Regions from separate parts of the Homo sapiens genome. Here region 1 is linked to region 2. A link is a loop called in an ENCODE intact Hi-C map of the cell type or tissue named here. Cell type or tissue: Calu3. All regions are shown on one strand. Each heading gives the region's core, and the rest is flanking DNA. Links, peaks and the distances in the headings are about the cores only.

Region 1 (8,327 bases), core at 249-8,248, 88 kb before region 2:
CACAGTTTGGAGAATTCACGTTATGTATTGTTATTCTGTTCCCCTCGCAAACACAGTTTGGAGAATTCACGTATGTATTGTTACTGTCCCCCTCATAAACACGGGCCTTTGTTGTGTCCACCCATGGATGTCAGGCACCCAGAACATTCTGGTGCACAGTGGCTGCTCCTGTGTAAATAGTGATTACAACGGACTGCAACACACCCTCCCATCGCTGCTCAGGTCCGGGGCTTGCTTATGTCATTCCCAATGCCTCTCCATCGTGCTTTCTCAACTAGAGCACAAACTCCTTACGGACAGGGCCTGTGTCCTCATCCCTGGAGTCCCTATACCACAAGCCGAGTGGGCACAACCTACTCTCACTGTGGGGCCAAAGCCAGGTGCATTGTCTTCCTGGGGCTCACCGTGCACACGCAGAGAACTGTCTTGGGACCCCCAGGTCTCTACCACCTGCGCTACGGAGAGCTCTCAGCACGCCCTGAGCAGCATCCAGAGATGCCCTGTATTCAACAGGGAGAAAACTGAGGATCCGAAGGCCACGGCGGAGCAGGTGACAGGATGGAGCCAGCGCCCCACTGCATGCCTGGCCACTTCCCACTAGGCCACAGGACCCCATCCCTGTAGCGATGACGAATCTGGGCATGATGGGAAGGGCTCTTCAATGCAGTGGCCTCTCTAGCTGGCTCATGCAACTTCACTAATTTACAGGAAAATACAGGATGGAATCCAAAATTGTAGTAATAAAAAGATTAAGCTGAAAAGCGTCCTGTTTTGACTACCAAGAGCCTCAAGTTTGGACTCTACTGCCCAAACCCTAAAAATCTGTTCCCATTGAGACTAAAATGGTGGAAATAATTAAAACAGAGAAAGAAGTGTTTGGGTTTTTTTAAGTACTCTATTAGGTATCAAAAGTCCCTCGGGTTTTGGAAACATGCCTCTTGACTTTCTTATCAGTAGATACTTGAGACACGTTTTGACTCTCTGTATAATCACAACAAACCTGTCTGTGCTACAGACAAAAAGAAACCAGCCAGGACAGTGGGATTTGTAGGATGAGAGGGAAGAACACCCTAAAGTCGTTTCGGCAGCACATTTTCATCCTCATGCATAAAGAAGCCATACAGGAAGCAGCCGCTCTTTGGCTTCCAATTCTCGGGTCATCTCTAAAATACTCCAAGTCACCCTCAGATCTTGGCTGGGTGACTGGGGCGCCTCAGGAAGCCCCAGGCTGAGCAACTTTAGTGACTCACAGAGGAACCCAGCCGCTGGCTGTGGTCATGGGGGAACCTAACCATTAAAATCACTAGGAAATCCTTACAGGAGAGCCCAGCTGCTGCCAGAGGTTGCACCATAGTTACCGGAAAACCCAGCTTTCAAACTGCACTTCAATAGTTTCATGAGAGCCCAACTACTGACTTTAGATACAAAGCAGCCCAGCTGCTGCCACCGGGAGGCAAGAAAGAAACAGCCATCCCACCAGCAGGAAAACGTCTTTGGAGCACGAGTCGATAAAAAGAAACATCCTCAGAACCGCCCTCCTGTGACCCTCCGACCTTCACACTCCAGGAGAAAAATTCCATAGACTTTGAAGGATGAATGAGTCCACACAAAATTTAAAAACGGGTTAGTAACAGGAAAGAAGATAAATCTAAAACACCCAGGTGTATAGGTAAGAGAAATGAGTGAAAACATTCACATTTAAATTCAACTTTGTAAAAATTAAGTTGCCAGTTCAAACCCTGACTCATACTTATTAAATAAAAAATATATATTCATCTGGTTACCCGCCACCGAGTTTCCACTGTCCTCAGACATCAAATTATCTAATTCCTTCCGTCTGCGCTCCAGGCCCCAGCCTGGGCGAATGCTCCCTGCCGGCCACCAAGGAGATCCAGAGAATGGACCAGCCGCCCAAGTGCTGCCCGCAGAGCGCGGCGGGTGAGGAGGGCGAGGATCTGAAAATGCACAGATGGGTGCAGGTGCTGCCCGCAGATGCTACTGGACAGCAGCTGGGGCAAGCGCCCACTTCTGGGCAGCCCTCGGGGCTCGGATTCCTTTACCTTTTCTGACAGCACTGAGCAGCCGCACTTAACAGGGAGTGGGAAAAATCCTATCATGATGGGATCAAAAGATCACCTTGAATTTAACTGCCATTTTCCACTTTAAGCATTTGATCTCATGTTATTTGATGGACTTTTTTTAAAAAGCCTCATGAAGTAGGAATGTCACTACTCTCATCACTTTGGTTTTGAGGCAAAAGCCAGAAAAAGGAGAAGTGATGTGTCCAAGTCCAATTACTAGTTAGGAGTGAACACCGGCCTTAAAGTGCAAGCTTCCTGGGCCCACCAGGTGGAGAAGCAGCGGCCCTCACTGGATCCTAGGAACCCATGAGAGGTGCTCAGGGAGACGGGAAGAACACGCACAGCCCCGCACACGTGCCTCTGCTGTCCTGAGCTCCCTCAGCCCAAGGCACCCGCAGGCCCTGCTCTGGGAGGCCTAGTCGGACTTCAATCGAGGCAGAAGTCTCCCCCCTGAGCAGTGCCCAGGACACAAGGAGAACAGAAGTGCTCGGCATCCGGCTGCTGAGGCTCATGGGATCCCCACAGCGTGGCGTCACCTGGGAGGAGAACACCCTGTCTGGCCTCAGTCCCTGCTTTCCCCAGCCATATCCCTACACTATGCCCACTGAGGCCCCTCAAGGCCAGGACGGGCTTGCCTTCCAGGCTCAGCCAGGCAGCATCCCTGCCACCGTGCACGCCTCTATTTTCCTGGCGAGCTGTCCTGCAGTCCCCAAAGAGCTAAAGAGTCTCCATTACACCGTTAGTTGCCTTCCCACTTTCCAGAACCCCCGTTACTGACTCTGGTGGTTCAAATCACAAGCCGATTCCCAGCTCTCCATCTGTGGGGCCATGAGAGGCACTGTGGGAAGCGAGACAAGAGAGCCAGGAGGGCTTGTCATCCTGTGCCTTGGTGGGTGGCATGTGGCTTTATTAGTCACAAAGGAATGAAGAGCACCACCTGCTAACGCACTCTCATGTGCAAGGGAAGGCAGCACAAAACCGAGTGCCAACAACTGATTTCTTCAAATTACAGACTCGACGTGACAGCGCTGCCTAGAAAAACAAAAGGCATCTCGAAGCCTCTGCCCGATGGAAGCCAGCTGACATGCTCCCTCCCGGGGGAAGCACGCACAGCCCACACCCCGTGCACCTCACATGTGCAGCCTCCAGGCCAAGCCGGCCACCTTCTTCAAGCCTGCTGACTCATTCCTTTATGAGAAAAAATGATGGAGAGACACCTGTCCTCAGTCTGTTAGCAAGAGAGCCCCTCACAGCCACCTGCAGGACTACCTCCAGGTCACAGCATCTGGGTGACCTGCTGAGAAGGAGGCTCTGCTCACTTTTCTGCCTGGAGCCCACACTGACCACACCTTCCTCCCAGCTTTCAGTCACCGTGAGGCACTCAATGTCCCAAGACAGACAGACAAACACCCACCCCTGCGTGGAGTCCACATTCTGCCTTAAGGACACATATAGGTCAGCCTCACCATTTCACCTCACAGAGAACTTGGAGAAGAGACAGCACTTGACCACCCGTGTCCTGTGTACTGGGCTGAACAGTGTCCCCACAAAACTCATGTCCTGGCCCAGGACCCCAGAATGTGACCTGACTGGGAACTAGGGTCTCTGCAGATGTGATTCCTTAGGTTGTAATGAGGTCATCCTGCAGGAGAGGGAGCTCCAAATCCAGTGACTGTCGTTGTAAGGAGAGGGACACAGAGGGAGACACGGGGGGAAGACAGCCATGGGGGACGCGGGCAGAGACTGGAGGGATGCGGCCACCACCAGAAGCTGGGAGAAGGAAAGGGCCTTCTCAGGCAGCGTGGCCCTGCCCACATCTTCATCCTAGGCATCTGGCCTCCAAACCTGCACGAGAACACAAGCCTGTGTTCTAAGCCAGCCAGGCTGTGAGCTTTGTCCCAGTGGCCACAGGAACCTGAGGCACCCTGCAAGACACAATGGGGCCAGGTCGCACACCTGCACTCACAGGGACAGGTGTGGGTGAAGTGGCCCCCGCTGCTTCCCGCTAGGAAACACCACCTGCGCTTGGAGTGAATGATTTGAAAAGAACTACAATCATCTGACAGGGCAACTCTGAAAGCATAACTTTTTACTTTGTGCAAATGAATCCAGTCTTTCTGTAACTGCTAGGAGGTCTCATGGGGATCGGCCATCCACAGCAGCATTCTTTAGATCAGATGAGATCGGGTGTGTTCAGGGTGGCATGGCCTTAGACAGCATTCTTTAGAAAAGCCCTCAGATCCGGGGTCACCGGCTTGGATGCACAGTCCAAGCAGAGGCGTGAGCAAGCCATGGATAGAAATCCTAAGAACTAAACCAATTTCTCTTCATAGAGAAAACAGGCAAATGCTGCTGTCCTGAGAGCACATTCCTTAGGAAAATGTTCCAAGGTTTTCCAAGTTGCAATGATATGCTACTTTTGCATAAAACACACAAATTTGGTTAGCTGCCCAAATTCGGGGGGTCCACCAATCCTTGGGAACCCTAAGAAAGCCAACACCCCAAAAAGCAAATTTCTCTCTCTCCCTCTTTCAATAACCTCATTTCCTCATTTTGAGAAGGTGGTACTTAGAGACTTTACCTACTGTGTGTTTCAAAATGTAGACTTTTTTCTCCAGAAAAAGAAAGAAAATCTTTCTGCTGACAAATAAGGAGAAACTTAAATCAAAATCTTCTCCCTCGTGAGCTGTCTGGGTTGAGTGAGGACAGCCGCAGACCTCTGACTGCTGAGGCTACAGGCATCACTGCAGGCTCTGAAGCAACAGCAGAGAGTAAGATGCAGTGATGTGGCCAATTCCATTCCTGCCGCTGTTCAAGCTGGGGCCTGGGAGGTTTGGTCCATGTATTTATTTGATTTGTTTTGGTTTTTTGGGCAACGATCAGCAATAAGAATGAAACTGGGCCACAGGGAGAAAAGGTAAAGCCATGCTTTTAACATTTCAGCAATTCCATCTAAGCACGAGCCACACAGGCATGCCTGGCCTGAGGTGGGGGGAGAAGGCCCAGCTCTGGTCCATACCCAGCAGTTGCTCCAGGCCCCTCCACACGGCCCGGTGGACAGGCCAGCCTTCCTCATGCAAAGTCACCCTGAAGGTCAGCCACACCATGACCTTCCCAAAGCTCGGCTCTAGAGACCAGAATTCACTGGGCATCTCCAAGGGGCCGGGCGCTGTGAGCAAGCCCAGGACCCCCGCCCCGGAGGAACTTCCAGCAGAATGACGGTGCTAGCGGACGCCCCTGCCAGGGGACCGTGCTCCAGAGCCCAGCTCAGAGCCTGGGGAGGCAGGGCCAGTGGTCCCCAAGCCATGAGGTCCAGCAGCCTGGTGAACAGAGCCAATGACTTCAGCTGTCTGGAGGATGGCCCTGAAGCCAGCGGGCCCAGGGGAGAGGGTGGTAGCCCATGCCAGGCTCCCACTCCCCTCTCTGGCCTCCAGACCCCCATCGAGGTTGGCAGCACTTCCCAAGCAAGGAGAAGCTCAGCAGGGAAGGTCAACTCATAGCCACAACATGCAGGGAATCGGGGCCTGCCCCATTCTGCCCCACGCAGTGCCTTCCACCACCCCACACGGACTCGCTGAATACAGACACAGCCACCCCACCGCCATGGGCTCTGCTCTATCGCCCTGCCATGCCCCTGTCACCTCACTGGAACATTCCCTGTGCTCGATTAATAAAAAGACCAATCGCAGCCAATGCCCTGAAAGCCCGAATCCTTAGCCTGACATACCAAGGCACTGTCTCCAAAGCAGAGCCAGCCGGCCTCCAGCTTCACATCCAAGGCCCCTGTCATCTCCCTGGAGGAGCAGGGACTCCTCACCTGGGAACAGGGCCCAGCCCTGAATGCCACTGCCCCACACAGCACAGCACGCTCATCCCACATGCCACCATCCTCTCCAAAGATCACCCGCTCCTCTCTGTCCAGGCTGCGCCTCCAACCTGTAGCCCAGCCTGACACTCCTGTGACACCTCGTCTGTGGCTGCTTTCAGAGCTGAGCAGTTGAAGAGAGACCCCAGGGCCTGCAAAGCCTGAAACATCTGCCATGTGGCCCTTCAGAAGGCTGCGGGTGACCCCTGCCCCATGACCCTCTGATCCTCGTGACCTGCTTTACTCCACCGCTGAGAAGCTGTGAGGAGGCCCCACATGTGGTCTCCCAGGCAGTTATCTGAGACTACCCTCAGGGTCCAGGATGGGTGCCCGCCAGTGTCTGACAGCTGGGACACACGCCTGGAACAAGACATGGCACATGGGAAGATGCCATGACCTGCTCACACACACGTGGGTGGGACCTGGACCCACCTCTCAGCAGCTTCCAGAAAAACCTGCAGTCAGCATGACACCCCAGTCTTACTCAGACCCCATTTTCACAGCAGCTACGGAACAGCTGAGCCCTTCCACTCCCCCACTGCTCTTGACAGAGGCTCACGGGCCACACCGTGCTTCCCAGAGGAGCAAGGCTCTTTCCTGCTGGAACAGCAGCCCCCACACGCTGAGATCCCGGATGCCCCCCGCACGCTGAGATCCTGGACGCCCCCCGCACGCTGAGATCCCGGAGGCCCCCCGCACGCTGAGATCCCGGACGCTGAGTGCTCCACCTCGCTCGCCCTGTTTCAAGATCAGATTTCCATTCACGATCCCCTGAGGCAACTCTCCAGAGCCCAGATTGCCGGAGGCTGCTGTACCCTCCCACACCCTCCCGCCAGGGGCCTCGTGTCTCTTGCGTTTGCTGCTGCTTCACTTTACATCTTTGTTAGAAGCCAGGAGGACAGCTTCTGAAGCAGACGGGCTCTGTGGAGCAAATGGACCATGGACGCTGGCAAAGAGGACCTGAGCGCCCATCAAACGCCATTGAAGGGCAGTACCGCAATCGCCACCTGGAGCAAGTCCCGCTCTTCAGAGGGGAGGGAAACATCACAGGCCGGGCTGGGCACGAAAATCAGGCTTTGGAGCTCTCCTGGCTCCCATCACAGCCAGGTCAGCGCTGAGGCCCTGGCATGGCTGCTGAGGCCCAGCCCTCTCAGAAGGAAGGAGGCAGGCGGCACTCCACCCACTTAGGAGAGGCTCAGCGGGGCCTGGGTCAGCGTGGCCAGGACAGCAGGGAAGGCCCTGGCTCTCCTCCTCCTCTCTCTTCCTCAAGAGTGGCCTACAGACAGGAGGCGAGGAGTTTTTTACCTTCTAAGGGTACACAGTAGGTATATATATGATGGGGTATATGAGGTATTTTGGTACAGGCATGCCATGAGTAATGAGCACATCAGGGTCAACCGGGCATCCATCCCCTCGAGCACTGATCCTCGGGCTGAGATTTCAAACCGCCTGGAGAAACGCAGCCCCGTGCCAGTGCTACTGATGCCAGCACCCTCAGCAGTGAAATGTGGGTCCTGACCCAGCTCCCCGCACACCCCAGTCCCCCAAGATGGGGCCCGACTTACACCGGATGCCATAGATGGTGAGCGGGTCCAGCTGCTTCTTCCCGTGCTTGCCCTGCCCCGAGAGGCTGGACACAGCCTGCACCTCGCGGTGGAAGAGGTAGTCCAGCAGCGTGAGCACCATCTCCTCGGCCGTGCGGCAGTTGGTGCTGATGTGCAGCATGTCGGAGGGGATGATGGCGCAGTGCACCCGCATCTCGGGGTTGTTCTCGTCGCCCAGCCAGGTGCCATTGGGGTAATCCTCTGAAAAACAGAAGACAGGTCCTCAGATGGCCAAGGCTCAAATAAGCTCACATTCAGGACAGCAGAGCGCTCTGCTCAGACACACCCGGGAAAGGTGCTCCACACAGGGCTGGGCAAATCCCTCCTAACTTGTGATGCAGTCACCAAGAGCGCTGGAGCCTCCGACTGCTGCCCAAGAAAGAACTGATGTGGAACAGAAACGATCCCACCACCCCCAGAAGCGGCCAGGTGCCTGTGGGGCTGCAGGGCCTTGGGACCTGAGCGCCAACACGGTCACACACTCTGCTCATCCTGGACCTGGGACCCCAGCAATACCGATATCCTTGCACACAGTTGGTACCTGCCCCAGCCATCTGCAGAGCGGAACCCTCCCTGGAGCCCCTCACACCTCACTGCCAGCCATGCTCTCCCACTGGCCAGCCACTCCCACCAAGAAAGACGCAGAGGTGAGGGGCTCTAGCATCAGCAGCCGGCTTGGCATCGCCCCCATGCACACAATGCCAGTCCCTGCCTCTGCACAGTGTAAGTCACAGCATGCCCCGGATGCCAGCATTCTCAGGGCAGTTACAATGCAGC
Region 2 (8,327 bases), core at 70-8,069:
TTTGTAAAGGGTTATTTTCTTTAAAAAGAAGACACAATGCAGAGAACTAGAGTGAACTGCATTCACCTTCTGCCCCGTTCTGGAAAAGAGGTTGCCACCCCTGGTCCGGACAGGTAAACTGAAGCACGGGGTGGGGAGAAACTGCCGTTCAGTGGTGACAAGGACAGCACTGGGGACCTGGGGGGTGAGGATCCCCGGGACACAGAGGGGCCCAGCCTCTGGCTCCAGCCCGCTTGATGACGTGGTCCCAAAGAAAGACAGGAGTCAGCTGGCCCGGCCCTCTCGCCCACACACACTGGGGCCTGCTGCAGGCAGGGCCGGAGGTCCCCAAGGCCAGAGCCCACCGTCCAGTCTCCTGTGGCGGGAGCAGCCGGGGGCGGCCGGAGGAACGCGACCTGAGTGGGAGGGCGGGGACACTTTGCAGGAGGACAACAGAGGAGTTGTGGCTGCTCACACGCAGCTACTCAGTCTCGGCAGCCTCAGAAGACTTGGAAACACATCTTGTTTATTGGAATTCCTCTGCAAAGTCACATTTTATGTGTTTCCTCTTCCAGTGGCTTTAGAAGTGAGACCAGGCAGAGGGAACCAGCTGCTGGTCCCTGGTCTGGGCCGCCCCTACCTGACTGTGGTTTGACGTCCAGCCCAGGGCATTTGCAGAGGAAAAGCAGCAGCTTAGGCGGAGCAGGGTGAGGGCCGATGGCGCGGCGCCTTCTCGGGTTGCAGCCCGGCCTCCGGGGAAGACAGCTCAGCTGGGAGAGCGGAGAGACCGTAGGGGCTGGAGTGTGTTCGCTCCCTGCCGTCCTTCCGTTGCTGGCCACCGGGCAGGTGCGGTCCCTTCTGCGGTTCCTCGGTCCCCTATGGGGCGTGAGCATTGGAGCTTGTGGTTTCTCAGCTCCTTCCAGCTCTGAGGCTTCTGTCCAAGCAACCCAGGCAGTGCCCGGACACAAAAGATGTCCCTCATCTCAGGCTGACAGGGAGAGCTGGGCACAGGCTATAGCCCTTTCTCCGTTTCCCACTTCACCCGCTGGCTCCTGCTCAGCTTTTAACTTCTCCCCAGATGCCGCCTTCTGCATGAAGCCTGCCGGGGTTTGGCTGTGCCACTGCTGCTGACACACACCCCACTGCCGTGTTCTCTTCGGCCATGCCAGGCACTCCTCCCGTCGCCTGTCATCCTCCCCCCGGGGCAGGACCCCCAGCCCTCACCTGTTTGACCGTCCCAAAGCCGGGGGTGGGAGCGGGAGGCTTTTGGCGAGGTCATGGAGGGAACAGGGTGGTGAGCCCGGCATGAAGGGCCCTTGCTGCAGGGTCCTTGGCCCTGCCCGGTGGAGAAGGGTCATGGGACATGCAGTCCGGCCTCACCTTTGGAGTCTCCACCAAGACAGCCGAGGACTCAGAGAGGCTTGATCTGTGGGACAACGAACCAGCGCCTCTGCCTGAGCCCCCATCCCAACTCCCAGGTGGCGACGCTGAGTCCCTGGAGCCACACAGAGAGTGCTGGAATGGTGGTGTGACCTGAGGCTGCCCCAGCCCTATGGCCAGCACCGTCCTCCCTGCACCTGGCCTGAGGCTCTGTCCCCTCCCCTGTCCCCCCAGCCAAGCACCCTCTGTGGAACATAGAAGCCCAGTAACTGTAAAATATGTGGGTGGTCTGAGCCGGCTGGTTCTGGAGAAAAGGAGATGGGATGTTCACCAAAGAATGTCAGAGGAGAGCGGGCTGGGAGCAAGGGCGCCTTCACCAAACAATGGTTGGCACAGGAGGTGGGAGAGGAGTCCTCAGATCCACAGGCCATGGGGGCAGGTGGATTCCTTCCCAGCTGGCTGTTCCCACCTCTGAAGACCAGGGACATGTGGGCCGGCGGATTCTGCAGTGACTGGTGAGCCCTGACCTGCTTTCATTTGCCCTGTGCGGCAGGATTTCCCTTGGAAAACACCCTTTTGGTACTGAAAGTCACCTCTCTGATGAGCTCCACAGTTGGCTCTAACCTGTTCCTGCCTCCCGGGGTTGTCAGGTGCCAGGGCAGACCTCTGGGGACCCACTCACAAATGTGTCATCTGTCAGGCGGGAGGTGTCCACGCCCTTGACCGTGAGGTCCTCATTCCCATCTGCAGCCTCCTCGTAGGAAACCAGCAGGGCCCTCAGCTGCGGTCTGACATCTCCTGCCAGGTCACGGTGGAATGGGAACCCTGGTGGGATTTGGGGGAGGGTCGAGGGTCAGACTGGAGCACTGGGTCACAACCCACCTCAAACATGGCCTGCAGAGCCCAGAAGACCCCAAGCCAGGTAACAGAGAACATGAGGCGGCAGCAGCGCCTTGTCAAGCAGCCGCCCTGGAGTTGCCAGGGGCCCTCGCCTCGGGTGGCTTGCGGGGCTAATGCTGACCCAATGTGAGCCACACACAGGCTCACGTCTGCTGCATTTGTGCCTTGCAACGTCCCGGCGTGACCAGCAGAGCCATCGCTCTCTTTTTAATAAACAGAGAGTTGGTGAGGTTGTGAACTCTGTCCAAGACCACAGAACCACCATAAAACAAAGTCCAGGTTTCACAACTCCAAGGCCTGGCCAGCTAAAAACCCATTCTGCTCGCCACCCATCCATCAAGAAACCCGTCAGCCTCAAAGTACACACTCCAGCACTCACCTGCTTCGCCAAGGCCAGGTGGGCCTGCCCTGTCACTGCTAGCCATGGGTAGACATTTACATTTAAAGTGACAAGAATTAAATACAATTTAAAATTCAGCTCCTTAGCTGCACCAGCTGCATTTCCAGAGCTCGACAGTCACGTGTGACTCGTGGCCACCTTACTGGACAGTGCGGATCTAGAATGTTCTGCCATTGCAGGAAGTTTGGACAACTGCAATAGCCTCTGCCCAGCCCCCCACCGGAGGAGGCTTTAACACATGTAATGAGGGGTCTGCCGGGCTGCCCACGTCCCTCAGGCCCCTGCTCCAAAGTCACCCGCTGGGGAGGACGTCCCTGACCTCCACATCTGAGACAGAAGCCCCTCCCCACACTCTATCCTTTCACAGCTTTGTCTTCAGTGCACGTGATGTGGGATATGTCCTTCTATCACGCATCTCACCCCGTGCAATGCAGGCTCCATGATGGCAGGAAAGGGCTCCGTCCTCAGCCCCAGGGCTGGGCACACAGCAGGTGTGCCCAGGAATTAATCATTTCCAGACGCTGGCGCAGCACCTGGTGCCCAAAGCCATAGGCCTGGGAGCTGTGCAGGTCTTGCAGGCAGACGACACCACTTAGTGGACGCGATTTCTTCCCTGGTCCCACTGCCTGGTGCGTGCAGAGAAACTACTCCCAAGTGGGAAGTGAGTGGCTTGTTGAGGCTTGGGACAAAGCTCAGGGGTGTCCCAGGTGAACCCCCTTCTCTAAAACAAGCAGGTCCCTCCCTGCTCCGACACTGAAATGACATCACAGGGCACTGAGGACGTGGGGCCCGTCCCCGGCTGCTGCAGTGCAGTGCCACCTGCAGGCCGTGTGGCCTGAGCAGGCTGTGTCATCTCCAGGCCTGCAGTCTCTCGTCTGTAGGAAGAGGATGATCAGTAGCCCAGCCTTGGAGGTTTGTGTGGCGGAGGGGGGAATAAACCAAGTAACCAGGGGCGGGAGCTTAAAGAGTGATTGCACCAAGCCACATTCTGCAGGTGCTGGGCCACGCTGGGGCCTGAGTGTTTGTGTCCCTCCACATTCATTTGTTGAAATCCTTAACCTCAAAGTGATGGGATTAGGAGGTGGGGCCTTCGAGAGGTGATGAAGTTAAGAAGCAGAGCCCTCATTAATGGGATTCGTGCTTTATAAGAGGCCCTAGAAAGCCCCCTTACCCCTTCCGCCATGTGAGGGCGCAGTAAGATAACCATCTATGAGGAAATGGGCCTCACCAGACACTGACTCTACTGATAAGTTAATCTTGGACTTCCCAGCCTCCAGAACTATGAGAAAGGAACTTCTGTTGTTTATAAGCCACCTAATTTATGGGTTTTTTTGGTTTTTTTTAGAGACAGGGTCTCGCTCTGCCACCCAGGCTGGAGCACAGTGGTGAGATCATTGCTCACTGCAGCCTCAACCTCCTGGGCTCAAGCAATCCTCCTACTTCAGCCTCCTGAGTAACTGAGACTGCAGGTGCACACCACCACACCCAGCTAATTTTAAAATGTTCTGTAGAGATATGGATCCTCCTGTGTAGTGCCCAGGCTAATCTCGAACTCCTGGCCTAAAGTGATCCTCCAGCCTCAGCCTTCCGAAGTGCTGGGATTACAGGTGTGAGCCACCATGCTTGGCCTCCAATTTATAGTATTTTGTTAAAGCAACCCAGATGGACTAAGACAACTCTCATAATCAATATCATCATCCTTATCATCACCACCATCACCACCATCATCACCACCACCACCATCCACATCCACATGATGATGGCAGCCATGCTAAGGAGTCATGGAACCCATGTTAAAGGTATGGGAAGACATAGAGGCACATGGAGGAGAAGAAGGATGAGAACAATGGAGATGATGATGATGATGATAATCATGGTGGTGACAGCAGCAATGATAATGATGGAGAAGAAGCAGGAGAAGACGGTGGTGATGACGATGATAGTAATGACGGGACCTGGATGACGATGATGGCCGTGGTGGTGATGACAATGATGGTAATGATGGTGGTGATGATGGTGGTGATGATGATGATGGTAATGATAGTGATGGTGGTGGTGATGGTGGTGGTGGTGGTGATGGTGGTGGTGGTGATGGTGGTGGTGGTGGTGATGACAATGATGGTAATGATGGTGATGATGGTGGTGGTGATGATGGTGGTGGTGATGATGATGATGTGGTGATGGTGGTGATGATGGAGGTAATGGTGATGATGGTCATAGTGATGATGGTGATGATGATGAGGATGATGGCGCCGGTAGTGACGCCGGCGGCGACGCCGGTGGCACCTTTATCACCACCATCATCACCATCACCACCATCATCACTACCACCATCACTGCCATCATCATGTGATGACTCTCAATACTGTCCTCATCATGTGTGACTTGGACTGTGGACCAGCCCCTCGGGCTCTGCTCTGCTGACCTATATTCTTTGTCTCTTGTTCCTGAGAAGCTGGGAGTTGAGACCCAGTAAGGTGTTGTACAGACACTTGTGACCCCAAATTCCATGAGACAGAGGACCTCCCATTTTCTTTTCCTTATTACCGCATGTCATCTTCCTGCACAAAGTGGATAAGACCTTGATGTCTGTCTCCGTTTCCCAAAAGAGTTACCAAGGGGGTGTTTTCCGAACTACCTGGCTCAGACTTCTTTCCCAGCATGGCCTGGTGAGTGCCAAGGAAAGGAAGCTGAGGCTCTACCAGCAGCCTTAGACCTGACACAATGTCCCTGCTCCATCTCCCTGCAGGAGCCATGCTCACCCCGAACGCTTCCACCAGCTGAGGCTGCATGGTTTCAACAAGAGGAATTTGTTTCTCATAGTTCTGGAGGCTGGAATTCCAAGATCAAGGTATGGCTGACTTGGCTTCTGATGAGGGCCCTTCCTGACTTGCAGGTGGCTTCCCACAGTGTCCTCACAAGGTGAGAGAAGGAGCTCCAGCCTCTTCCTCTCCTTGTAAGGACACCAATCCCATCATGGGGTCCCAGCTTCATGGCCTCATCTAAACTCAATCACCCTCCAAAGTCCCCCCCTCCAAATACCATCACGCTGGGTGTTAGGACTTCAATATACAAATTTGAGAGGGAGACAATTCTGTCCATAGCAGGCCCCTGGGGTCCCCAGCCAGAGTAACCCCACAGAAGCTACCAGTAAATCTCCAAAGCCATCACCATAGCCCACCGAACATTTCACCTCTGCCTGCGTTCTGAGAGTGGGACTTGTTCATTGTTCTGTTTTAATTCTCAGCAGGGCCTATGACCATGTCTGATGTTCAGGGAATGAAGGAGTGAAGAAAGCAGGAATGAACGAAGGAAGGAAGCAGCTCCAGCAATTGGTTCCCAGGCAAGAAGCTGGTGGGGTTCTGACTTCTATCCCGATTCACACCCTTTCCTCCTGCCCTCAGGGCAGTCCTTCTCCTGCTCTTGTTCATTCATCCCCTTCAGCCCTTTCTTATTCTCTTCTGTAGCCGAACCACAAAAAATAAATACATTAGAAATGTTTTCCGAGCTCATCAGATGCATCATGTCTATTTCTCTGCCCCAGCCCAGTGGGGTGGGTGATGCCTTTGCAGCCCCCACTTGCCAGGGGCACCTTGTGGGCATCTAGATCTCCAGACCTCAAAGCCAGCACCCACCCAACTGCAGGGTGCTGTCTGCGCTGTACGCATTCTGAGAGCTCCGTGGCCTGGGCCAGCCCCAGCTGGAACCTCGGGTGCCCTTCACTCTTCCAAAAGAGGCTGTTTGCTTTCAAAGAAAGGAAAGAGTAGAACTGCAGACTGCATTTGGCTACACAGCCTGAGACTCCTGGGAACAAAATAACCCACACAAACAAAATCCACAAGGAGCCCCAAGCCTTCACTTCAATCCACTTGGCTCTCAACACCCTCCTGGTCTCATATTTTCCTTTCTGTCCTTCAGAGGAGGGTAGCTAATAAGACTTTGTCTCTTGCCTCTGGTAATTGTTTCCTAGTGCCCCTAGCACTGCTATAACAAATGACCACTGACTTAGAGGCTTCCAACCACACACATCTAGTCTCTCCCAGTTCTGGAGGTCAGAGGTCCTAAGGTCCAGGTGTTGGCAGGGGCTGGTTCCCTCCGGACACTCCTGGGAAGAGCGATGATGAACATCTATTGTTCTAAAGTCCAGTTTGTGGCAGTGTGTTACAGAGGCAACAGGAAACTGATACTCCATAGAAGTCAGTGGGAAAGTAAGACTGCAACAGGTCACAGCACTCCCGTTTACACAACATACTTCCTTAGTTCAAGCCAACACCCTCCGCTGTTGAGTTCTCCAACAGCCTCAGCTTAGCCTCTATCTCAGCCTACCAAATGCAACAGAGATGCTTCTAAGACACACTCTTGCCTGTGTTGCTTCCAGCCTGGAGTCTTCAATAGCTCCCCATTGCCCTTAGTACAAACACTGATCTCAAGCATGCATTGTGAGGACGTGGCTGTGTGTGATCCCTGGATTTACTTCTCCAGTGCATGCTCTTCTCCCTCTCCTTCCTGTCCTCCCTCCTCCACCTCCTGAACACAAACCTCCACTAGTTTCACAAACACGCCACCTGTCCTGTTGTATAAGAGGGTGAGTGCCTGGTGTGGTGCCGGGTGCATGGTGGGGCTGTGCTGGGACTGAGCAAGGTGTCACCTCTGGTTCAGCCACTACCCAGGCAAGTGCCCAGGGTTTCCACTTTTCTCCTCTAAAAATGACAATATTGGGCCTGAAATTAGCCTTAATGGTCTACCCCACTCCTGTGAGTTAACAACAATCAAAACATTTTGGGCCAGGAAAAAAAGTTGCCCAGAAAAATGAGAAGGTTTTGGCCTCGTGTATCCAGATTAGCTGTTTGTGTGGACTGAGACCCATCCACTGGTCTAAAGCCCCCAGCCCCATGTATGGGTACCCATTTTGCAGCACAAAGGGTCAAGACAAGACAACAAGAGAGAGAAAAGTAGAGGAAGTAACAGGGTGGGTGGGGTGGGAAATTGTGATAAGGATCTTGAAAGTTCCCCAGAGTCTGGTTGCCTCCTGGTTGGTTAAAATTTCTGTGCGTTTTTCTTTTCTTTTCTTTCCTTTTCTTTTCTTTTTTTTTTTTTTTCCGACACAGTCCCACTCTGTCACCCAGGCTGGAGTGCAGTGGTGCAATCTCGGCTCACTGCAACCTCTACCTCCTGGGTTCAAGCGATTCTCCTGCCTCAGCCTCCCAAGTACTTGGGATTACAGGTGCCTGCCACCATGCCCAGCTAATTTTTTGTATTTTTAGTAGAGACAGTTTCATCATGTTGGTCAGGCTGGTCTCCAACTCCTGACCTCAGGCGATCCACCCACCTCGGCCTCCCAAAGTGCTGGGATTACAGGTGTGAGGCACTGTGCCCAGCCTGTGCCTTTTTCTATGGCAACAATTAGCACAGAAAACAATTCCCCCATAGGAGCATTTCCCCAGCACCCAACCTCGTGCCTGGCATACAGTAGGAGCACAATAAGTGCATGTGGAATGGTGGATAAATGAACGTGCCTAGTGCTTTTCTAGAGAGCACATCCCAGGGGCATGCAGACACGCATGTCCAGGTGTCCAAATATCCTTCCCCAACTCCAGTCAGAGAGAGACCATGAGAGACCCCAGCTGGGAAGAACCATCACATCCCCCCATCAGAGACCCCGGTTGGG

The links. Hi-C counts contacts between places; a loop is a spot of excess contacts. Peaks named below come from ENCODE experiments on the same cell type or tissue, not always from the same donor. Only the 100,000 strongest peaks of a DNase experiment are listed, where the experiment ranks them.
Region 1: it touches region 2 in a loop (19-fold over the local background); 7 of 110 quality-filtered maps call a loop at or near these places.

The regions. Positions count from the first base shown.
Region 1 is chr16:29,311,774-29,320,100 of GRCh38, reverse strand. It overlaps the pseudogene SNX29P2. Among named protein-coding and RNA genes, the nearest start is that of NPIPB11, 91 kb to the left of the region's middle. RefSeq lists enhancers at 5-505, 6,199-6,907. In Calu3, for the core only: a CTCF peak has its summit at 3,760; a DNase peak (open chromatin) is centred at 3,760.
Region 2 is chr16:29,223,427-29,231,753 of GRCh38, reverse strand. LOC102723708 (a long non-coding RNA gene) reads left to right here and starts at 3,231. Exons shown (of 2, transcript NR_188602.1): 1 at 3,231-3,571; 2 at 5,907-6,171. RefSeq lists a silencer at 1,983-2,174. In Calu3, for the core only: CTCF peaks have their summits at 3,237 and 3,473 (motif pointing left); a DNase peak (open chromatin) is centred at 3,463.